3 separate regions of the Homo sapiens genome follow, and regions 1 and 3 are each linked to region 2. Evidence: chromatin loops called from intact Hi-C (ENCODE). Cell type or tissue: PC-9. All regions are shown on one strand.

Evidence for each region. Hi-C counts contacts between places; a loop is a spot of excess contacts. Peaks named below come from ENCODE experiments on the same cell type or tissue, not always from the same donor. Only the 100,000 strongest peaks of a DNase experiment are listed, where the experiment ranks them.
Region 1: a loop joins it to region 2, with 7 times the contacts of the local background. A loop is called at or near these places in 38 of 110 quality-filtered maps.
Region 3: a loop joins it to region 2, with 6 times the contacts of the local background. A loop is called at or near these places in 24 of 110 quality-filtered maps.

What each region holds. Positions count from the first base shown.
Region 1 is chr18:9,570,961-9,578,960 of GRCh38, forward strand. It overlaps PPP4R1 (protein phosphatase 4 regulatory subunit 1), which reads right to left. Exons shown (of 20, transcript NM_001042388.3): 10 at 6,104-6,231. Among named protein-coding and RNA genes, the nearest start is that of PPP4R1, 40 kb to the right of the region's middle. RefSeq lists enhancers at 3,270-3,780, 3,781-4,291. In PC-9, CTCF peaks have their summits at 4,674 and 4,874; a DNase peak (open chromatin) is centred at 4,731; H3K27ac peaks cover 2,876 bases.
Region 2 is chr18:9,679,465-9,687,464 of GRCh38, forward strand. It overlaps LOC124904244 (a long non-coding RNA gene), which reads right to left. Exons shown (of 2, transcript XR_007066281.1): 2 at 3,999-6,116. Among named protein-coding and RNA genes, the nearest start is that of RAB31, 25 kb to the right of the region's middle. In PC-9, CTCF peaks have their summits at 4,099 (motif pointing left), 4,385 and 4,815; DNase peaks (open chromatin) are centred at 4,077 and 4,737; H3K4me3 peaks cover 919 bases; H3K27ac peaks cover 1,776 bases.
Region 3 is chr18:9,947,427-9,955,426 of GRCh38, forward strand. VAPA (VAMP associated protein A) reads left to right here. Exons shown (of 6, transcript NM_194434.3): 5 at 2,969-3,142; 6 at 6,627-8,000. The coding sequence ends at 6,785. Among named protein-coding and RNA genes, the nearest start is that of VAPA, 37 kb to the left of the region's middle. In PC-9, a CTCF peak has its summit at 4,022 (motif pointing left); DNase peaks (open chromatin) are centred at 4,035 and 5,375; H3K27ac peaks cover 1,823 bases.

The DNA.
Region 1 (8,000 bases), 110 kb before region 2:
AACACCATGCTAATTTCAATAATAAATAACTAAAGAAAAGTAGTGGAAACAGAAATTCCTACAATCATTTTAAGATACATAACAACATTTAAATTATTTTATTTTTAGGGTTATTTGTATTACCTCTCTACTCCAACGACATATTGCAAAGCTGAGACCTAAAGCCTATTTGCTTACATTACACAAGGAAAATAAAATAAAAACAATTTTAAGATAGTAGTAGGAAAGATACTTATTTGCTATCTCACAAAATATATTAAAATCTGCTTGAGTGTAAATATTACTTCTGTTTCTTCTAAAATATTCATCTCTACTCCCCAAGGTTTTCCTAAAATGAGGACATAATTTAATTGATAAGGACAGATGGTACAAATTCATTAAAGTCCACTGATTACTGCCATCTATTATCTGAAGTACGACTGTAAGTGTTATTATTTGATTCAATTAAATTTAACAGGCATTTATTGAGCACCTACTAAGAGCCAGGAAATGAAATCAGTATTGAGGATTCAAATGTGAATGAGATGCAGCTCTTGATCTTGAGATTACAATTAGAGGCAAACAGAAAAAATGAAGATATATCAGCAAATTGCTGCTAGACAGGGTGGTAAGCACAGATGCAAGCACACTGAACACAGGAGGAGATGGGAGTGAAGATTAAAAGGCCTTCAAGGAAATGACATGAGTTGTGCTTAGAAGAACCAATACATGTTTATGGGGCTAAGGGGAAGAAAAAAGCATCTAAAGGAGAAACAGGACATGCAAAGGCCGGAGTGGCAGAAAAGGTGTGACGCATTCAGGAATCAGCAATGAGGAAATGATGGATGACAAGGATGAAAGATATCACATGAACCACTGTATTCCAGACCAGCAGACCTCCGGAGTTCATCCTGGACTACAGGAAATCATGTAGTAAGGAAATTGTTAATAGATCTGTTGTTTTAGAAAGACCATTCTGGAGGAAGTGTAGAAAATGAGTTGAGAGGTAAGATAGGAGGCAGGAATTACAGACATGCAGGTAAGAAGTGATGATGTTCTGATGGAGGCAGTGTCTCCAGGACTACAGAAGAACACATTCAAACAGCAGCAAAAATCAACAGGACTTTTCCACTTATTGCATGCTGCAGGTAACAAAAACAGTTTCACAAGAAAGCTAACAGGTTCAGGTTGAAAGAGGTTGAGTTAGCTATCCACGTTGGGTTCTAGGTGGTGATTATCTATGAGAAAGAGGTAAAGACTGAGACAGAGGTGGAGGTCATCAACTCAGAAAGATGTGTGGGGCTGACATATGCGGAGGCAACAAGTATTAATAAAGAATAACACAACTGCATAGAATAACAAAGAGTGAAGGCATTTTTCCTGTATAAAAGAATGATGAGCATATTTTTAGGCTGAGGAAAATAGGTTAGAAGAGATGAAAGAACTGGAGACACAGAGATTGATGAAATAACTGATAAAGCAATGTCTTTCTGAGAAGAGGAAAGAATATGGGCTTCAAAAACACAGCAAAACAGATTAAACAGTGAAGAGACTTGCTTCCCAAGAAACATGAAAGGGAAATAAGGATGGCTGAATATGTAGGTAAATTTGTAAGATGAATACAGGAAAAAGCATCTGTGTGCCTTTAAATACACACAATAAAAGATGTTTAACAGGAGACTTAAAAGGACTGTGCAAAAGGAGGGTGATGTTAATGCCTATGTGAGCTCCCACTTAAACAGTCACCATCTACATTCTCATGAAATTACGAAGTTCCCTCTCATCATAATGCTGTTTTCAAAACCATTATTTTCACAAACAGGTGATTATTTTTTAAAATACTGATGAACAAAAACATACGTAAGTCATCTGAAAACATAACACATTGTGACTGCATTTTAAATTCTGGTATTTTTCTTCTTATAACTACAAAATATACAGTATGCATATATAATACAATTGTTTACAAGTGTGAAGAAATCAGACTTTAACGTTCTTACTCTCGCACTGGCACTACGTTAATATAAAATTCTGAACCTTTTAAGGACTTCTAGGATTCCTCACTTATTCCTTATTCATAAAAATGAGGAGTTGGCCTAGATAACCTGTAAGATGTTTTCCCACTCCAAAGGAGCTCCTGAAGCTAGTGCTGTTATGCAAAATAAATGTGTCTTCTACATGTTTATGAATTATGTATTTCCCATTTTGTCCATATTAAAAAATATGTATTTTTCCCTTTTGTTATAAAGAACATTAGTGGGCCAATTGGTAAAATTCAATAAAGGCTAGATTAGCTAACAGTATTGTATCAATGTTAATTTCCTAATTTTGGTAACTGGACTACAGTTATATATTAACATCTGTGTTTTAAAGAAATACATAGTATTTTAAAAAGGTAAAAAGAATATCATGTCTAAAACTTATTCTCAAAGAGTTCAGAAAAAAAGAATAAAGCAAATATGGTAAAACAGTATTTGGAAAATCTACATGGATATATGAAGTTCTTTGTGATATCCTTGCAAAATTTCTGAAATCATTCAAACTAAAATTTTAAAATTATAATAAGATATTGTTCAGAAAGGGGGAAGAGAAGAGCAAATGGGTAAAACTTGTAAGACCTCGTATGTACTATCTAATAAATACAATGAACTTCTGTTTTGTTTATTGTTTTTTTAAGAGACAGGGTCTCGCTCTGTAGCCCAGGCTGGTGTAAAGTGGTATGATCATAGCTCACTGCAGCCTCAAACTCCTGGGCTGAAGCGATCCTCCTGCCTCAGCCTCCTAAAGTGATGGAATTACAGGGCCTTGAAGTTCCTTGATCACTAGCTCACCTTGGTGTTAAAATTAAATTTTAATATTCTCAGCTGCAAAAATGAACGGAGAATGACTGGTCAAATAACTGTTTGTCTGATAAATGTAAACTTGTTAGTTTGTCCAAACTTAAAACTCTTAGAATGATTTTTTTAAAAGGAAACTAGAAGACAAAGTTTCCCTAGTACAGTATTAAATTGTGGACAGAACTACAGCATGCATGGCTTCAAAAATGTCGAAAGTATAAATTCTCTAAATTCTAATTTTTCCTGGTAAAGTATAATAGTCAATACAAAATCAAGCTGTTCAATGCTAAAATTCTGATATTCCTAATTGTCAGACTTTGAAATGCTATTGTACAAGACAAATTTTTTTTTGAAAATTGAGGCCCTTTGTGACTCTGTATAATGGGAATTATCCTGTCTCCTAAGAGACGTAGGTATCAAGAGCACCAGAGGACAGTCCAGAAACTACCTACTTAAGGAGGAATCTTAAGTGTCTTTTTGTGCCTACATAAGTTTATAATTAATATCTTCAGAGTTCCTTAGTAGAGACTATGGGCCTAGAAAATTAATTACAGGTATTTCAAGGAGAAAATGACTTGTAGAACATCTGGCTAAAGAGGTATTGTATCCTGAGATAAAAGCAAACACGCTCCAGGATACCTTCCAAGTACTGTGAATTAACTCAATGAAGTTTTAGCATTCATGAAATATTTCCAAATTTGTGCTAATAATTTTTTTTCATATAGTTAGCATTAAGCTAAACTGGAAAAATCCAGCAAAAGTGGTTTAGTTACTTCAGATTTTTGAGGTCAAATCCATATTTCCCTAGAATAATTCATTCAGGATTAATATGTGCACCAACGGGCCAGGCCCAGCGGAGACAAAGGGAGGAGCTGGACGCCACACTGCATGGCCGGGAGGCTACTGGATGATAGATGCCAATATGTAGCCAAAAGGATAGGATTAAAATAGTGCTCTCATTACAGCGCTACTGATGATGAAGACAAAAGCTCTGTACTTCCTGGACAACTCAGTGCATCTAAGACAGCACTTTGTTAAACGAGGGTATGGATGGAACAAGAAGCTTCCCAGAGAGCAGCAAGTACAAAAACAGGGAGAATTAAGAGAACATGGTGCATTCAGAGAACAATGTGATAACGAATGCTTATTTTACATACTTTTAAAATGCAGATTTGAGTATTTCAACTCTGCTTCTGAGAAGTAGGCTTTATCAGCACTTTCAAAGAAGCATTAACAGCCTGATCCAGGGTGAGTGAAAGATCTGATGTGTAAGTCAGATGTTTGGAATCAATAAATGCTTCAAAGAGTAATAAAGTGATAGTAAATGTTTCTAGGGTCAGATGAAACACTATACAATAAACAGTGGTGGAAATATGTTGCCAAAAACTTGCTTACTTTGTAAGACATTTGTTTGAAAAACCTGAATCTAAGAAACTGAGAGAACTTTGAGGACAGGAACGAAGTTCTATCTTTCCATTTACAGTTTCTGGTTCATAGGAGGTGCTCAGTTAACTTTTGCATAATCAATCAATCAATCTTAATACCACAACAGTTTAAGACAGCTTAAAACAAATGCCACTGTGCTATTTAAGGGAGGGCAAACAAACTAATGGTTCTGAGATTTAATAATATATAGGACTACTTCTTTATAGTTTGTCAAACTATGCAAAAGCTTTTACAATATTTAACATAACTCCTTCCTTAGCCAGGAATGCTCTCTTTCCCCTACCATATCATTAACATAATTTAATAAGCTCTAATATTACTGAAGATCAGCAATACAAGTAGTATTGCCTGGACATTAAGACATACCTCATTACAATGGAAGAAGAATCAAGGAATTGAACTACCTTTAAATAGCTATTGCAGTAATGCTACACACCGGTAGGCGGCAAACATGGCCTTGATAGGCACACTGTTGAGGTCAGTGAAGTTTTACTGGAACACAGCCAAGCTTGTCCATTTATGTAATGTCTACGGCTGCTTATACACTGCAAAGGCCGAGTGAGTAGTTGTGAAACAGAAGAAAGTTTACCAGCTCGTCCTATACAGTTCTCTGCAAATTTATAGTTTCTTACTAGACCCATTTCAGATTTTAAAACAGAAGTTATGTAACAGTCTTCAGTATAAACAGGTAATTTTTTAAGTATGCTGATTTCAAAAATGAAAAATAGATAACATTCCCCACCCACCATCATCACTTTTGTCAAAGTCCTGGCAGCACCTGTTTTCAAAAAAACTGACAGACTTTGCTTGCTAGGAAGACAGGTTTGAGTGATTTTCTTCCTTTACAAAAAACAGTACCTCAGGTTTGTTTGGCTATTCAGCAGGACAGTAGGAGAACGGGCAAAAAGGTAAAACAAGGCAGCAGAGAAGAAAGAAGAACTGCCAAATCAAAACACCAAGAAAGCAAATAGCACAGTATCAAGACCTACAGAAGAAAATGTCCATTAGCATCATGACAAGGGAGGGAAAAGACACTATGGTAACTCAAGCATTATAGCAGGGACTGTTTCAAATATTTGTACTAAAATTACTTCAAGTGCATAACTGTAAAAGTTTGTGTACATTTCCCGCATACTAGTAAGTTAGGCTTGAATTAGTTTTTCCCCTAAATATATATTATAATAAATTTTTAAAATTTAAATTTAATAGAAAATTTTCAATGCAAAAACATTTAAAAATAAAAATCACAGCCGACTCTTTAAGCTTTATTTAAAACTTTGGTTTCCTTATGAGACTGATATACTTAAAACTGATATACTGGCTAATATACTGGCTTTCTCCTTTAACTGACAGATTACAATCACCATTGACAAAGAATCCAAGATGCGCAACTAAATTATTTGACAGAAAAGGACAATAAAACATATTCCTAAATTAAGTTTTACTCCTTAAAAACAAATTTAAAAAAACCCAAATACTACACAGTGTGTAACAATTACCCTGTATATTGTAGATATCAATGAATGATTGACTAAATAATGTACTAAATAAACATTTTTTAAAAGTCATAATCTACCATTTAGAGTTTCCTATGTGCGAGGCATCTAGCTAATTGTGTTACATGCATCTACTCATTCAATATGTAACCAACCAAAGAGATACTTAACAAACAAATGCGCTTAAAGTAAAGCTCTATAAAAATATTCACCAATTTTTATATTCAAGAGAAATAGCAAACTATCAAAAAATAACATTTGTTGCAGAATAGTGGAAATAATGTTTAAAAGCAGTAAAATTAGAAAACAAGGTTTTAAAATTAGAAAATGGTTTCAAAATTATACCTATTTTTGTTTTCTACTGACATCTCTTCTGAACTTTTGCTTTCTTCTTTAAAATACTGGCCTGAGCTAGATGGATTAGCAAAAGTAGATATGAAAGGTCCCAGAGACTGAAAAGCTGCTTGGCGAACCTAGGAAGATAAAAAGGACAATAATAAAGGAATCATTTTGAAAAAGAATTATATACGCACACATTATGTATATTTAATAATCTACTTTCAAATGCCGAAGTATGTTTAGGATAATAATGAAGCTTTTCTAAAGGAAGCCCAGATTCAGAACTTTAGCTAGGACTGAAAAATTCTTACAAGCTATTTTCTCTGGCTGGGCGCAGTGGCTCATGCCTGTAATCCCAGCACTCTGGGAGGCTGAGCTGGGCAGATCGCTTGAGTCCAGCAGTTTGAGACCAGCCTGGGCAACATGGCGAAATCCAGTCTCTACAAAAAATACCAAAGTTAGCAGGGCGTGGTGGCGCATGCCTGTGGTCCCAGCTACTCGGCAGGGCCTGAGGTGGAAGAAGCGCGTGAACCCATGAGGCTAAGTCTGTAGTGAGCCGTGATCACACCACTGTACTCCAGCCTGGGTGACAGAGCAAGACTGTCTAAAAAAAAAACCCCAAACAAACCCCTATTTGCTCTTTTTTACTTTCAATTGTTTTTATCCTCTCTTGAATGTTTGAACCATGATAATCTAAGTATGAGATACTATGAAACATTTGCATAGAACAAAACTAAAGAAGGTCCTGCTGTGTTCTCAAGAACAAAAAGAATAAGGAAAACCAAGAGTGCCACAAAGAACATAAAAATCAATAAAGCCAACAAAATGTGATAAATACATTTAATGTTTTCAGGTAGGAAAGACTTTAATTTGTTCACTAGAAGGAAGCAAGACAGACGTACCAGAAACATAATGTTAACTTAAAGTATGTCACAAAGATCTTGAAGCATATACTATTGTTCTTGATGACTGTCTCATGTAGGAGGGGTGATAAAGAAGTTATAGAATTCCACTTCATGTCGTATTTCTGTATTATTTTTAAAATCAGGAATTTTTAAAACATTTGAAAATGAGAGGTTTTATGGAAGGATGGACACAATCGGACAAAGGCAACAACAATGGGAAACTGGTATGTTACTAAAACCTTGACTTTGCCACACACCAATTTCCCTGAAGTTTAGCATTCCTTTTCCTTTTGAGACAGCTCTTGCTCTGCTGTGGAGGCTGGAAAACAGTGGTGCTACCATGGCTCACTGCAGCCTCAAAATCCTTGGCTTAAGTGATCTTCCAACCTCAGCCTCATGAATAGTTGGGGACTATAGGCATGTGCCACCACATCCAGTTAATTTTTCTATTTTTTTTGCAGAGACAAGTCCTTGCTATGTTGCCCAGACTGGTCTTGAACTCCTAGCCTCAAGCAATCCTCCCACCTCCTCCTCCCAAAGTGTTAGGATTATAGGTGTGAGTCACTGCTCCTGGCTAGCATTTCTTTTCTTTAAAAAAAAAAAAAAAGCATAATAATACCTTTTTCAAGTTTAAGATAATAATTATATAGTAAGCATGATTTTTACAAAAGCAAATAAATGTAGAGATATCTATTATTAGTATTTACCTACTCTTGGAGAAGCATACATAAAAAATGACTCAATTGATTTTTTAAAAAGGCTAGAATTATATGCATGAGAGGGAAAAGAATAGCTTGTATGTGTGTAAACTAAGGGTTTTTCTCCCCTTCGTAAGTCACTTACTTACGAAACATTATGGAAACATTACTTCCATAAAAGGATAAAAGGTCACTTTTAACGCTGTATGCACGAATTTAATCTTCTCTGAATACTGTTAAATCTCTGAGCTTGTTCCCAATAAAGGACATAGAAAACTTAATTTATCTAAATCATTAGTT
Region 2 (8,000 bases):
GTAGTTGGTGGAGCGAGTGGTGAAGCTCATGCTGTTCCGGGAGGAGGGCGAGAGGACAGGACTCGGGCTTTGCCGAGGACTCCTTCTTAGTTTTAATGCTGCTATTGTCAAACATTTTGTTTTTATGTATGTTATATTTTCTACAATGCATTTTAAATAGTCATTTATCTTTAAAATATATTTAAATAATAACATATTATAAATTTACTCATTTAATGAACCATACATGGTGCTCTTTATTCCTTTGTGTAGATCTGAATTTCTGCCTGTTATCAGGTTTGTTTTTTTTTTTTTAAGTCAAAAGAACTTTTTATTATGGAAAATTTCAGAGTAGATAAAAGTAGAGAGAACAGTATAGTGAACCATGCATCTATTACCTACTTCCAGTGATTACCAACACTTCGTACTTTTTATATTTTCTGGCATGTGTATGTTTTATATATTAAAATAAATAGAAAAAAATATGAAAATAAAATACCATGTGCCTAAGCCATACTGCAGAACTATGGAGATAAGTCCTTGGGGTCTGAGCCCAGGAATCAGCATTTTAACAAACTTCTGCTCCAGTTGATATAATTTTACTTTTGCCTGAAGACTTTCTTTAATATTTCTTGTGTTGCATATGTGCTAGTGAAGATGTCTTTCAGCTTTTGTGTGTCTGAAAAGTTTTTATTTCATCCTTATTTTAAAAAGATAACTATCACCGTGTATAGAATTTTACGTTGATACATTTTTAACTTCAATTTGTTAAACATGTTACTCAACGTTTTTCTGGCTTGCATTGTTTATCACAAATAATCTGCTGTTCTTATCTTTGTTGCTTTTTGTAGATATGCCTTTTTTTTTCCTCTGGCTGTTTTTACCTTTTGCTCTTTATCTCTGGTTCTGATCAATTTTATTATGATGTGCATTGATGGAGAAACCCAAGGTCACAAAGGTTTAGTCCTTCATATTTTCTTCTAAGAGTTTTATAATTTTAATTCTTACATTTCAGTCTGTGATATATTTTGAGTACATTTTTCTGCATTATGTGAAAAAAGGTCTAATTTCATCCTTTTGCATATGGATATGCAATTGTCTCAGCACCATTTGTTGAAAAGACTATTCTTTCACCCTTGTGGAAAATCAGTTGACTGTAAATAAGGGTTTATTTTTTGACTTTGAATTCTAATCCATTTATATATATATATATATATATATGTGTGTGTGTGTGTGTGTGTGTGTGTGTGTGTGTGTGTGTGTGTGTGTGTCTATCCCTATGCCAATGCCACACTGTCTTAATTGTATCATTGTAGTAAGTTTTAAAATAAGGAAGTGAAATTCCTCCAAATTTGTTCTTTTATTCAAGATTGTTTTGGTTACTCTGGGGTACTTTAAATTTCCATATGAATTTTATCACCTTGTCAATTTCTGCAAAGAAGCCAGCTAGGATTTTAATAGAGATTATGTTGAATCTATAGATCAATTTTAAAATATATATTCTATCTTTTTATTTACTTTATATGAGGAGACACTGTCGTATCTTCCTTTATTTCTTTAATCATGGTTTTCTTTAGTTTTTAAAATATATTTATAATGGCTGCTTTGAAATCAGTTAAATCTGACACCTGTACCTTCTCAAAGATAATTTCTGTTGTCTTCCTTTTTTTTTTCTTGTGTATGATTTATACTTTACTGATTGTTGTTGTTTGGCAAGAGTTACAATTTTTATTAAAAAAACAGACTTTTAGATATTGTAGCAATTTTGCATACCGATTTTTCCCTTCCCTTCTTCCCTCCTAGGCTTGTTGCTATTTGCTTATTTATTTATTTAGTAAGTTGGCTGTACTATTTTAGTGAAGTCTATTTCCCTCATAGTATAAAGCTTCTGATGTCATTCTTCAGAGGACACAGACTTGGTCACATGCACAGTCACCCTGGGATGACAGTAGTTTAGTAGGGCACTTTCAACTATCTTTTTCCTTAATCTTTCTGTTAAGCTGTCTGCCTTTGTTTGAGTCACAACCAGCTCTTAGGCTGTACTAATTACCAATCAAATTCTTTATTGTGTTCAATAGTACCCTATGGATTAATTGCTCCACTGGTTGATCCTGTTAAATTCAGACACATTTGCAGGGATAGTTTTTGAAGCCAGTCTTTGAGGTTTGTTCTGATTCTAGGAGGGTTCTTCTTAGCTATCTCTTTTTTCAGTCCTCTCTGGTAAACTGGCTGGTCTATAATTTAGCTTGCTGCTCTCATGGAGCTACTGCTTCCTCTTAATTGCTTATCACCAAACTCTCCATTGTTTTTGAGAGTGGTCTTAGGCTTGAACTCCCTGACACTGTGCTCCAAATAAAGTCAGTTTCTTTGGGGAGAGTTTCAGAGTTCTCTGTCCTTACGGCCTGACTCTACCACTAGGAAAAATCTCTGAGTACCTGCTTCAGACCTAAGGGTAGGGACAGTGGGTCACTTTTCTTGGAGTAGCATCGTTGCTTTATGAGTGGGTTGGTGGATATGGGTGGTAGTCTCTGGTCTTCTCACCTTCTCTCTCCCAACTTAAAACCACTACCCTGTGAGCAAATGAGGGCCAGGACATGGGCCCAATATCAGATTGCCATGACTATGGTAGCACTACCTTCCTATGAGTGAAGAAGTGATGAAAGAAGAGAGCCTCTGACTTTTTGGGTGGATTAACCTATAATTTAGCCTCTGTAACAAAGAACATGGAGAAAGAGGATGAGAGATGCTGGCAAACTTTCTCTCCCAGAAAGATACCCTAGCCCTTGACTGGGAGCTTTGAGGAAAAGGAGTCTCATCTTTTTGGCCATGCCTACCTAGGGCCAGGCTTCCATCATGCTGGGCTGATGGGAAGGGAGGGAACAGGTTATGCCCAAGTGCCACAGAGTCTTGCTGTCTGTAGTGAGATTAGGTAGATTTTCTTGAATGTTTGTTTGTTTGCTGTATGACTTAGGACAAGTTTCAGAGACTTTCAGTGGTCATTGTTTCATAATTTTCACCAGTTTTGGTTGTTTTGTCAGGGGATGAATCCAAGGAGTGGTGGCCTCGTATCATCATTCTGGGTGTCATCTGACTGTTCATTTTTATGTACTTACTTATTTGAGACAGGGTCTCACTCTGTGACTTAGGCTGGAGTGCAGTGGCAATCATAGCTCACTGCAGCCTCAAATACCTGGGCTTAAGCTATCATCTCACCTCAGCATCCTAAGTAGCTGGAACTATAGGCACATGCCACCATGCCTGGATTAAAAAAAAATTTTTGTGGGTGGAAATGGGATCTTGCTATGTTGCCCAGGCTGGTTTCAAGTTCCTGGCCTCTAGTGGTCCTCCCACCTCAGCCTCCCAAAGTGCTGGGATTATAGGCAGGAGCCACTGTGCCCAGTCTGTTCATATTTTAAAATTCTCTTGTTCCTCTGGGTTTCATTATTGGTAATTCCTATTTTTATGTCTTCAAGTTCAGTAATCTTTTCTTACGTAATGTCTAGCTAGTCTTTATTTTATTTTTTAAATTTGTTTTTATAGGCAGGACCAACCAGGTAATTAATCTGCCTTTAATTCTAGCCAGTGAATTTTTCATATTGAACATTGCAGTTTTCATCTATAGAAGCTTGCTTTGAGTCTTTTTGATATTTTCCTTGTCTCTACTTACCTTTTGAACATATGTAATACAGTTTAGTGCCTTGTCTTCTAATTCTAACATCTGTGTCAGTTAAGGATCAAATTTAATTTGTTTTTCTCATTATAGGTTGTATTCTCAGGGATCTTTGCTTGACTGGTAATTTTTGATTGGATGCCAGACTTTATGAATTTTACTTAGTAGGGTGATGGACATTTTTATGTTTATATAAATATTTGTTCTAGAACACAATTATGTCACTTGTAAACAATTTGATATTTTCAGGTCTTTCTTTTTGAATTAGTTCGGCAGGACTGATTAGCATTTAGTCTAATTATTCCCTTGTACTATGTACCATCCCGTTAAAAGGAAAACTTTAGGCAAATTAAATTGAGCAGAGTTTAATTGAGCAAAGAATGATTCATGAATTGGGCATCCCCCAGAACCAGCAGCGCAACTCCAGGGCCACCATGTGGCCGGATAACATTTATGGACAGTAAAAGGGCAGTGACTTACAGAAAATGGAGGTGAAGCACAGAAACAGCTGGCTGGCGACAGTTTGGCACTTAGTTAAACATGGTTTCAACAGTTGGCTGCCTTTGAGTGGCCAAAATTCGGCTGCTATAATTGGCTGAGGCTTGACTACTTGTTACAGGAGTGCCTTACAATCTGGTCACATGTCCAGTTAGGCTACAGTTCTCTGTGTATGGAAAAACATTTAGCCTGAACTTAAAATATGTAAGGAGGTAGCTTTAGGCTTAACTTAGTTTAACACTACTAATGTCAATGAACTATGAGGTTTTCTGGTCTGGCTGGTGGGAATAAGCACGATTCCTTGCTCTGAGTGAGCACTGTAAACCTCCAATCCTTTCAAGTGGCTCTCTCCCTTGTCTCTGATGACGCCTGCGCATGAATGTGCTGGTCAGTAGGTCCTCTGATGAATATTCAAGGATCCTCTGCAGATCTCCCAAGTCCTCTCTTTATGGAGCTCTCTCTTCTCTGGTGCTGATTCCCATGAACTCTAGCTGCCTTGATCTCCTGACTCTCACCTCTGTCTCCTCAAGTCAGGGATCTACCAGGCTTTGCCTCTGTTCTCCACTCTGCACCACAGCCTGGAAACTGTCTCAAGGCCACAAGATGGGGCAGTAGCTTAGGGATCACTCATTGTCCTTCGTTGCCTAAATCCATGTTTTGAAACTTTTTTTTTAAGTCTCATCTTTTGTTGTTGTTACTGTTTCAGGCAAGAACACAAATCTGGCCCCTGTTACTGCATTTTGGCCAGAGGAAGGAGTCTAGAGTCCCCCTTTCAATGTCTATATTTCTCTCAGAATCCAGTAAATGGAACTACATTAGATCTACATGCTAGTAAGAAAGCATAAAACATAGATAGTAAGATTATTTATGTATAAATAAGAAAAGCACTCAGACAAACACATTACTTCAAGATGTCAAAAACCAAGTGCAAATAGCTGCTCTGGATAAATTCTAACCTTTCCTGGTGGGCTGCATTTTCTGGAAAGATCGCCCCAGCTGAAGGAAGAAAAGGGATATAGGAATCACCTAAAACATTCAATAAGAACAGGCACAACTGTCTCAAACTTCCTTTTTATCTGTGGTGTGTCCTTCCTCTCTCTCTCCCTCCTTCTCTCCTAAAATTGCCGAATCTCAAACTGGCTTTTGGGCAACAAGGAAGACTAAAGTGTTTCTGTTAGTAGCTGAGAATTTGGTTTTACTTCAAGCGTATCTCTTTAAGTAAAATAATACTATGAAAGCAAAACATATCAGTATTTCAAAATGTTTCTGTTTCAAAACCCAAACAACAATCTTTGAATACTTAACTTTCATAATTCTGTTTTTACCAGATGCTGGAAAACATTGAAACCAAACCAATCCCCCAGAAATGTGTTCCTAACCACAACTCCGTGTAGGCAGACAGACAGAAGTTATGTCAGTTCCTGGAAAAGAAAGGCTTAGGCGCCACATTTAACCATTTCACCTTCTTGGTTCGTTTGTTCTTGGTCTGTCTCTCTTCGGAGGTAGCGAAGGCCAGGTGTTAGACACATCAGTCCTCTTTCTGCCTCGGTTTGGACTGGGCTTCTGGATTCTTACTGGTCTGCCCTGGGTTTCCTGGAGGCCTTTCTCTGGCTCCTAATCTCTTCTCAGCTGTGCCCAGGAAGAGTGGGTGTCCCTGGGTTCTTTCCATGTTGGCCTGACCCCAGCAGAGCCGGAGGCTTAGCTGCAATGTGCACTGTGACGTGGTGAAGCACTCCCTTTGTGTCCTATTTTGAGACTCCTCTCTCATGGTTCCTGGTTCTGGGTGCCCTCTGCTCTAAGTGTCCCACTCCAGGGGACTCCTTCTCTCTGCACAGTCCACATGCACTGCAGGAGATACCCAGATCCAGCCTCTTCGTTTGCATGTGACTACAACTGTGGTAGGTAAATTTCAGGAGTGGTGTCCTGGTCAGGTCCTGCAGTGGAGACAGGAGAGGCAGAGAAGGCCAGCCTGTAGACAGAAAGAACAGAAGAGAAAAAGGAGGAGGACTTTGCACTTCTGAAGCAAGCCCCTTCCTGACACCCAGATGTTTCATCTCCTTGACGTTAGGAGATATCATTGAAGCTGCTCGATAACTGTCTCCTCTCAGCTACCATTTTTTTCTGGCCTAATCTAGCTCTCCAGTTGGTTCCTATTACATGGCACAGTTATTATTTTTAAAAAATCAATTCTAATTGCTTGGGGGAAGTTAATGATGTAATATTTTCTAGGTTTTGAAAGTTATGTGCTAGGCCGGGCTTGGTGGCTCACGCCTGTAATCCTAGCACTTTAGGAGGCTAAGGCGGGCACATCACCTGAGGTCAGGAGTTCAAGACCAGCCTGACGAATATAGTGAAACCCTGTCTCTACTAAAAATACAAAAATTAGCCAGGCATGGTGGAGCGTATCTGGAACCGCAGCTACTCATGAGGCTGAAGCTGAAGAATCACTTGAACCCGGGGGGCAGAGGTTGCAATGAGCCAAGATCGTGCCACTGCACTCCAGCCTGGGTGACAGAACAAGACTCTGTCTCAAAAAAAAAAAAAAAAAAAAAAAGTTATGTGCTGGAAAAGTGCTATCCAATAAGAATACAATGTGAGTCATATGTTACTTTAAATTATCTAATAGCCACATTTGAAAAAGTAAAATTAAGCAGGTTAAACTCATCTTAATAATGTATTTTACTTAACCCAATATATCCAAGATGAGAAAAAAACATCTGGGCCTTCAAACTGTGTTCTATTATCAATTCTTTTTTTAGAGACAGTTCTCACTCTCGCCCAGGCTGCAGTGCAGTGGCACAATCACGGCTCACTGTAGCCCTGACCTCCCAGGCTCAATCGATGCTCCCATCTCAGCCTCCTGAGTAGTTTGGATCACAGGCGCCTGTCACTGTGCCTGGCTAGGTTTTTTTTTTTTTTTTTTTTGTAGTGACAGAATCTCCCTATGTTGTCCAGGCTGGTCTCAATTTCCTGGGCTCACATGATTCTCCTGCCGCGGCCTCCCAAAGTGCTGGGATTACTGGTGTGAGCCACCATACAGAGCCCTACAATTAGTTCTTGTCAATGTAAACTTTTGTATCCAAGACACTTAGTTATAACATGCAAATAAAATGGTTTATTAGCTTGAACCCTTATTCTGGTTTTTGTAAATACATTGTTGCTGATGAATATTAAAGAAACTCATGAATAGCTCTTAGCAGAACTTTAGGCGATTGCTTAGAAGTGCTGTGATAGTTTCCACCACGGAAATAAGGGTGAAGGAGAAGAGTTGTTCATAGCGGCTGGTGAGTGTCTCATCAGCTCTCTCTTCACTCCCTGGCTAGAAGCCACTGGGTGAATATTAGTTCCTTGAATTATGGAATTGGGGTCAAACAATATAATCCTACACTAGGAAGAAGGAATTTAGTGTAGTAAAAAGAACACCAGAGGATGGGCACGGTGGCTCGCGTCTGTAACCCCAGCACTTTGGGAGGCCAAGGCAAGCAGAAGTAAGGAGTTCGAGACCAGCCTGGCAAACGTGGTGAAACCCCATCTCTACTAAAAATACAAAAATCAGCCGGGTGTGGTGGTGGGCGCCTGTAATCCCAGCTACTCCGGAGGCTGAGGCAGGAGAATTGCTTAAACCCGGGAGGCGGAGGTTGTGGTGAGCCGAGATTGTGCCATTGCACTCCAGCCTGGGCTACAAGAGCGAAACTCTGTCTCAAACAAAACAAACAAACTAAGAACAACAACAACAAAAAACACCACCAGAATTTTAGTCAGAAGAAATTGTACGCTAGTCCTGTTTCTGTGTGACCAAAGGTAATTACTAATTGCACCCTCTGAACTTCTTAGTCCTCAACTAAAACATGTG
Region 3 (8,000 bases), 270 kb after region 2:
CTATCATATGTATGAATCATTGTTGACCAAAACATCATTATACAGAACATGACTGGACAACTCAGATGGAGGATTACTGCAGATAGGCTAAATAATATAGTGGAAACTGGACAAGATTGGTTTATTGTTTTAGTTGATACACACCTTGACCTTCCAGCTTATTCTGAATTGCAGTGTTAAATGTAAGGTTACCATTCATCAATTTACTAAGAGTCACAGCATGTTGAATCTCTCTGGTGTGCTTGTTTCATGGTTCTCAGAACAACCAGTCTTTTCTTTCTGGACCAGTTTGAAGCAACTCTCAAGAAACAAGCTGTTTTATTGGAGCCAAACCTCACTAATAGAGGTCCTGGATGGAAGCATATACTTAAAGTTACACCTGCTTAATTTTTTCCATCAGGCTCTTCAGATTGTCACTCCATGCATGACTCAAAGCCCACCCTCCCATCACACTTCCCCCCATTACATATACATATATAGCATAACATATACATATGTAGCATATGTATATGTAAATAAATTAGATTTTCTTGCACCTGTTATGTATGTTCACTGGTTTGTAAGGGGCCTAGGTAGTATGTGATATAACTTATTGGGCACACTTTTGAAATGTGTTTCGGCTTCACTGTATTCTTTGCATTCTATTCTGTTTATGCTCCACATATTGGTTATCATTTCTTCTCCTTTTTGTTACAAAAGCAGTATAACATTTTTAAGAGAAATTCAACAACAAAAAAATCTAATTCTATTTGCTTAGATAAATTCTAATCTAATTCCAAGTCTAATTCTATTAGAATTAGAAAAATCTAAATCTAATTCCAATCTAGTTATCTTTTTATGGAATGTCTTCCTATGGACATGTTATTTAAAATTTGAAAGAATGGAAAGCTGCCCATCAAATGCTTAACAAAAGTGAAATGTTTAATTTTGGCAAGGCATAGAATAGAATATTTAATGACATGTCATTTAATAATAGTAATATAAATAATAGTTTTGTTGATTTGACAAGATTGTGAGAAATGACTTTTTCCCTTCCCTCCGTAATTTAAAATTTTATGCAATGTAAAGAATTTAAAAATAATCAGTTGTCGAGCTTGATGATTCTTTTAGTTTTTTTTCTCTTTGGTGTTGACCCCATGTATATCTTTTTTTCCCCCTTTTGGAGATAGGGTCTCACTCTCACCTGGGCTGGAGTGCAGTGGCACGATCTCGTCTCATTGCAACCTCCGCTTCCTGGGCTCAAGCCACCTCAGTCTCATGAGTAGCTGAGATTACAGGTGCACACCACCATGCCTGGCTAATTTCTAAAATTGTTTTTTGTAGAGACAGGGTCTCCCTCTGTTGCTCAGGCTGTTCTTGAACTCCTGGGCTCAAGCAGGCCACCCATCTCGGCCTCCCAAAGTGTTGGGATTACAGACATCAGACATGGTGCCCTGCTTCATCCTCTTTAAGTTTTTATCAGTTTTCTGGTATGAGTATGATACTTTTTCCCAATTTTTAACCAAAACCTGAAAGTTCTTCTATTGCCATATTGGTGGCCATTGCCACCTCCTTTATAGAGTAAGTCAGTGTGCCAACCTCATTATCAGAAGTTGGATTTGTGCTAGGATAGAATTTGACCACACTGAAAATCACAAATGAGTTCTAACTACTATTAAGGAAAAGAACAGGAAAAAGTATTGGCAGGGTAAAATATATCTGAAACAGTTTTTTAATAATAGGGGCGGCTATTATTAGATTGGTTGGGGTGGGAGAAATGGGGGTGAAGAACAAAAAAGCTAGCAAGAGAAAAACTCAGAGAATTGAAGTAGGCTGCTTTAAAACGTTGCTTAACTGGGAAGCTTGAAGAAGAATGGAAGAGTCTGCCGACAGGTCACATACATGCTGTTGTTCATTAGAACCTCATTATAAATTTTCATTTTTAAATAGATTTTACATGGATTTAGGCATACTAATCAAATCACATCCCCTTCATAAGAATAACAAGTTTTGCCCTTTGAACAATCTGTTTATACTTAATATAAAATTGGCAGCTGGGATGGTGTGGTAGGTGTGCAGCCTCTGATAAATCTTATAAAATGAGTATTGTGGAATGCCATAAAGTTGATTTAGTAAATGTCTTTTTTAGCAGTTTATAGCTGAATAAAGCAGATTTTACCTAAAATTATTTTAAAGTAAGTGAATTTAATTAAAATGAAAAAAGCTTGTTACACTAATACTGCTACGATGTGTGGTGACATAAATGCTGTTGGAGTGAAGGATGTTGGGGTACTTTAGACAACGGGCTGAAGAATACATAGGTGCTGTCATAGATATTTATCTCCAGGCCTTCACTAGCTTCAAATGGTTCAATGTTGGTGAGGATTAAGATTTTGGGGCTCATAGTCTTCAAAGCATGCTAAGTGCTCCTGTGATGTTGAATCACGTGAATTAAAGCAAACAGCATTACTAAAGATGACAAATTAATAGAAGTTAGCTTTTCTTGGGCATGTTTTTTCTTAGGTAGTTTCCGATTTTATTGGAATGATTACGATAATATCCCCCTACCCCCCAGAACCTTATTTGAATTGCACAACCAGAGCACGGAAAATGACCTTCAATGGATTTTGTTGACGTCATTCAGCATACTTTCATTGAATAACTACTCTTGACCAAAGTGCTGGTTTTAGGGGTAAATACAAAGAGAGATGGCTCTTGCTCTCTCAGCCTTTGAAGTATTACAGGAAAGAACTTGAACAATAATTATTAAGATACATAATAAAGTGCTATGGTAGAGGTACGTGCCAGGGATTATGGGAATAGAGGGAGTGGGCTGGTTATTTAGACTAATCTGACTGCTGACATGTACTGATTTAGGCCTTTTAAAGAGTTTTTCATGAACAAAGATGTAGAATTTATATTGTTATTTGTTTAAAACCTGTAAGGAGATTTGGTTAGTTAAAAAATTCCCAATATCTTTGTAATGCAGAATGATATGGAACCTAGCAAAGCTGTTCCACTGAATGCATCTAAGCAAGATGGACCTATGCCAAAACCACACAGTGTTTCACTTAATGATACCGAAACAAGGAAACTAATGGAAGAGTGTAAAAGACTTCAGGGAGAAATGATGAAGCTATCAGAAGAAAATCGGCACCTGAGAGTAAGTTCTGTTGGTTGAAAATAAATTGATTGAAATGAAGGTATAGGACATGTGAGTGTTATTAGGCCATTTTAGCAATTAGCTTTTAAATTTTTGCTTGGTCAGTTCTTTCTTCTTTGCCCCAGTGCCTTTGCTCCCCACCCTACTCCTCTTTTAACAGTCTTCCCGTGGTTTCTCATTGCTGCAAGTTCCTTACTTTAGCACACATTCTAATTATTTGTGATCTGGCCTGCAGTATTGCCAGCTTCTGCTCTTGTTTCTCATGTCCTTCCCATTTTGTGCCCTAGTCATACTGAACTGCCTAGGATTGTGTTGTCCCACATCATAGCCATTAGTCACCTAGGGCTGTTGAGCACTGAAATGGGATTTGTTCAAATTGAGCTGTGCTGTTGAGTGTAAAATACTGATGTTGAAGAGTTAGTACAGAAAAAGGTAAAATCTTTTTTTTTTAATGGTTACATACTGAAATAGTAGTTTGGGTATATTGGGTTGAATCAAATATATTATTAAAATGAATTTTACCCATTTCTTTTTACTTTTTAAATGTACTGTTGGAAAATTTAACTTTACATACGGGGCTCACATTTGAAGCTCACATTGTATTTGCGTGGGGCAGCATTGGGCTGGAGTATGCTGGAGAAGCATCTGTTTATCACCCCTCTTTGCTTTAGTGTAAGCTCTTCACTGTGACTGGAAAGGCCCAGAACCCTGCCCCTCCCGACACAGCACATACACACATTGACGTTTTGCTACTACAGCATATAGCCTTTGCTGGGACCCTCTCCAAAAGAAGAAAAAAATCGATTTGTCATGTCTGCTTTGTGCCTCCACTATGCTGATCGCCTTCTACTGCTCTTACTTGTTAGAGGCCTTTCTCCCTCTAGTGGGCAGTAATTGCCTTGGTGGCAAGGGCAGTGCTTCATTTATCTCTGCATTCACCATACATGCATGTGGTAGTCATTCATGTATTTGATTGAATTAAATGGATGGCGAAGGAGGACTGATTTGAATATGTCTGAAATTTATGAATAATTTGTCTTTGACAAGTAATTACTTGTTTCAAGACCTAAATACCTATACGTTGCTCTCTAGGCTTTGTTTGAAGCTCTTTGCAGCAAAGTAGATGATACAAAAATGTATGTAACTAAAATAAGCTAAATGATGGGAGTTATTTGATTATTCCTTTTGTTAGGTGTATGTAGGAACTACACTCTAAATTAAAGGCACTGTGTTTTAAGTCGATCTGTGAACTCCTTTGCTGAAATGCTTTTTAAAGTGAATTTTTGTGTCTCTTCATGCTTGATGTTTCATAGTACCCCCTCGAGGGGTACCCGTCTGCTTCCAAGCACTTGTCTGGGTAGCGGAAAGAATATCTTTATTTCACACCTACACGCCATGGATCTTTTAAAGGATGTTGTTGGTTACTTTTACTTCATCTGCCATGACTTCCATAGTTCTGTTCTTTGATAAAGATGTGCTCCTTAGGGTGCTCAATAGATTTCTTTCAAAAGCCACTGTTTACCTCTGGCAGGGAGGGGAGAAGTGGAAACAGTGAGAATGACATAGATGGGGCAGGGCTGGAAAATAGGAAGAGTGAACCAGGGAAGTAGGTGAGAGAGACTTTATTCCTGGTTTCTACTCTTTTTATGCTAGTGTTCTGTATGAGATTTTATTTGAGAGATGATTCTGCTGCTGGAAAAGTAAAACAAAAAAGCTGGGCTGGGCGGGTGGCTCACACCGGTAATCCCAGCACTTTGGGAGGCTGAGGCGTGTGGATCACCTGAGGTCAGGAGTTCCAGACCAGCCTGGCCAACGTGGTGAAACCCCGTCTCTATTAAAAATACAAAAATTATCCGGGTGTGGTGGTGGGTGCCTGTAATCCCAGCTACTTGGGAGGCTGAGGCAGGAGAATCACTTGAACCCAGGAGGCAGAGGTTGCAGTGAGCGAGATCACGCCATTGTACTCCAGCCTGGGTGACGAGCAAAACATCGTCTCAAAAAAAAAAAAAAAACAAAACCCTTGAAGACCCACTGGCTTACAGAATTTCAGACCCTATACACAGGCCCACCATAATTTTTTGCCAGGTTCACTTTCTTGCTCCTGTCTGTTCACTATCCCTTTTAATTCCCCTAGCCCTGTGGTTCTTAATTCACACTGCATGTGAATCACCTAGTGAGCTTTAAAAAGTTACAGTTGACCAGGCTTGCCCCAGACCTAATGAGTCACAATCACAGGAGTATTAAAAGTTCTGTAGATGTTTGTGATGTGTAGCTGAAACTGAGAATTACTGTTTATATAGGACTAATTAGCATGAGACCAAAAAAACCCAACTCCAGAAAATCCAGTAATGCAAATAAAACTGTGCCATTAGGTGTACTCTTTTAGTTAGTGTTTATTTATAAGCACAATAAAGGAATCATGGGAGAAAATATTGCCTTGTACTGAAAAAAGTAAAAAACTGTCCTGCCATTTATCAGATTGGTTAACAGACAGAGATAAAGACAACTGTGTAGTTAACAGGTATTAGTATTTTTCCCAAGGTTCACATTGCACACAGTGTCATAACAACCTCCTGCTTGGAGTGACTTCTGCTTTCTTCTGAGAAACCTTCTGCTCTAAAGACATAGTGCTGTGTGAAGCCATATCAGCAAGAATGAAGCAGCCTACTCTTGACTGGAGGATCTAAGTCATTTTGACACAGAGAAGCACCCTCATTTTCCAGTCCAGGTGCAGAGCTTCAGATAAGGGTTTCCTATGTACATTTCTCATCTAAATTTGTAGTTTCTGAAGAAACAGTATTCTTTCTCTGCTTTGCAGTCGAGACCTGGTGCTACCACTTTACACACAGCCCTCTGCTTTGCTTTGAGCATATAAAAACACTGTTACTTAAATTTCACGCTAAACTGTTTCCTTCCCCCAAATTCTGTGATACCATATCTCTGTTTACGGCAAGAACACCCTTTTGTGCCTCTGCTGTTCCGGTTCCTTAGTTGCAGTGTGTCAGTAAACCCAAATGGCAGACTACAGGTCTGGGTAGTTTTTGGCTGATTGGGCTAGGACGGATGTAACTGATTTTAAATACCATGGGCCACCTTGGAAGTACTCTTCTTTAATTATATTTTTAGTGGGATTTAAAAAAAGGTAAATATAGCCTATCTAACTTTTGCTTTTTAGGAATACATTTCTCAGCTCCAGTTTTAAAAAATCAGTGTTATTGAGGTATAATTTATATCCCATGGAGACACCCACTGTGAGTGTACAATTCATTGATACATAGAACTTTGTAACCATCACTATAGTTCAGTTTTAGAATGTCTATCACCCCCGGAAAGTTTCCTTATGTGGTTAGCAGTTAATCCCCTTTTCCGTCCCCAGCCATAGGCAACCACTAATCTACTTTCCGTCCCTATAGATTTTTAGCTCCAGTAGTCTCGTTAGTATGCTTGTTTTTAAAAACCTTTTGTGTGTGTGTTTTTTTTCTAGGATGAAGGTTTAAGGCTCAGAAAGGTAGCACATTCGGATAAACCTGGATCAACCTCAACTGCATCCTTCAGAGATAATGTCACCAGTCCTCTTCCTTCACTTCTTGTTGTAATTGCAGCCATTTTCATTGGATTCTTTCTAGGGAAATTCATCTTGTAGAGTGAAGCATGCAGAGTGCTGTTTCTTTTTTTTTTTTTCTCTTGACCAGAAAAAGATTTGTTTACCTACCATTTCATTGGTAGTATGGCCCACGGTGACCATTTTTTTGTGTGTACAGCGTCATATAGGCTTTGCCTTTAATGATCTCTTACGGTTAGAAAACACAATAAAAACAAACTGTTCGGCTACTGGACAGGTTGTATATTACCAGATCATCACTAGCAGATGTCAGTTGCACATTGAGTCCTTTATGAAATTCATAAATAAAGAATTGTTCTTTCTTTGTGGTTTTAATAAGAGTTCAAGAATTGTTCAGAGTCTTGTAAATGTTATTTTAATAATCCCTTTAAATTTTATCTGTTGCTGTTACCTCTTGAAATATGATTTATTTAGATTGCTAATCCCACTCATTCAGGAAATGCCAAGAGGTATTCCTTGGGGAAATGGTGCCTCTTACAGTGTAAATTTTTCCTCCTTTACCTTTGCTAATATCATGGCAGAATTTTTCTTATCCCTTGTGAGGCAGTTGTTGACTGAGTTTTTCATCCTTACAATCCTGTCCCATGGTATTTAACATAAAAAAAAATAAAACTGTTAACAGATTCTTGCTCGATAGCTTGTTTGTGTCTGTCGTGTTATTAGAGGGAACTCCACTATATATGGTCACTTGAAATTATGATGCAAAGGTTTCTCTTGCATTGAAACCCTCTTGGATATTACAGTATTTTTAATTGAAAGTCCTAATTCTGTTAAGGAAAGGAGTTGATTAAATTTTAAGGTACCACTGGTATTTTGGGAGATTATAATCAGTTTGTTTTCAAGATAATAGAAAATAAGGTCCATGAGAATAGAAGTTATGTGATTTCAGTGAGTTGATGTGTACAGCATGGCTGTGCTCCATCTGATTTACCCCATTCTTAAGTTCTGAGAGTATGTTCTCAAGGAAGATTTAACTCTCTTTGGTTTTAAATTACTTTTTAACCAGCCTAATAAATAAGTCTTACTACTTTTCATAATATTTCATAATAGTTAAAAGTAGGTGTTTTTTTCGTGCTCAATTTGGCACTCAAAATAATGTTCATTATGGAAGTTTGGTAATACTGAGCAAGCCTGTGGAATTTTCTTTATGAAAAATGATTTTAGCCTTTGCAAATGTTAACCATGTGAAACACATTTTCAGTATAAGTATGCGTTACAGGGTTTGATACTTTCCTG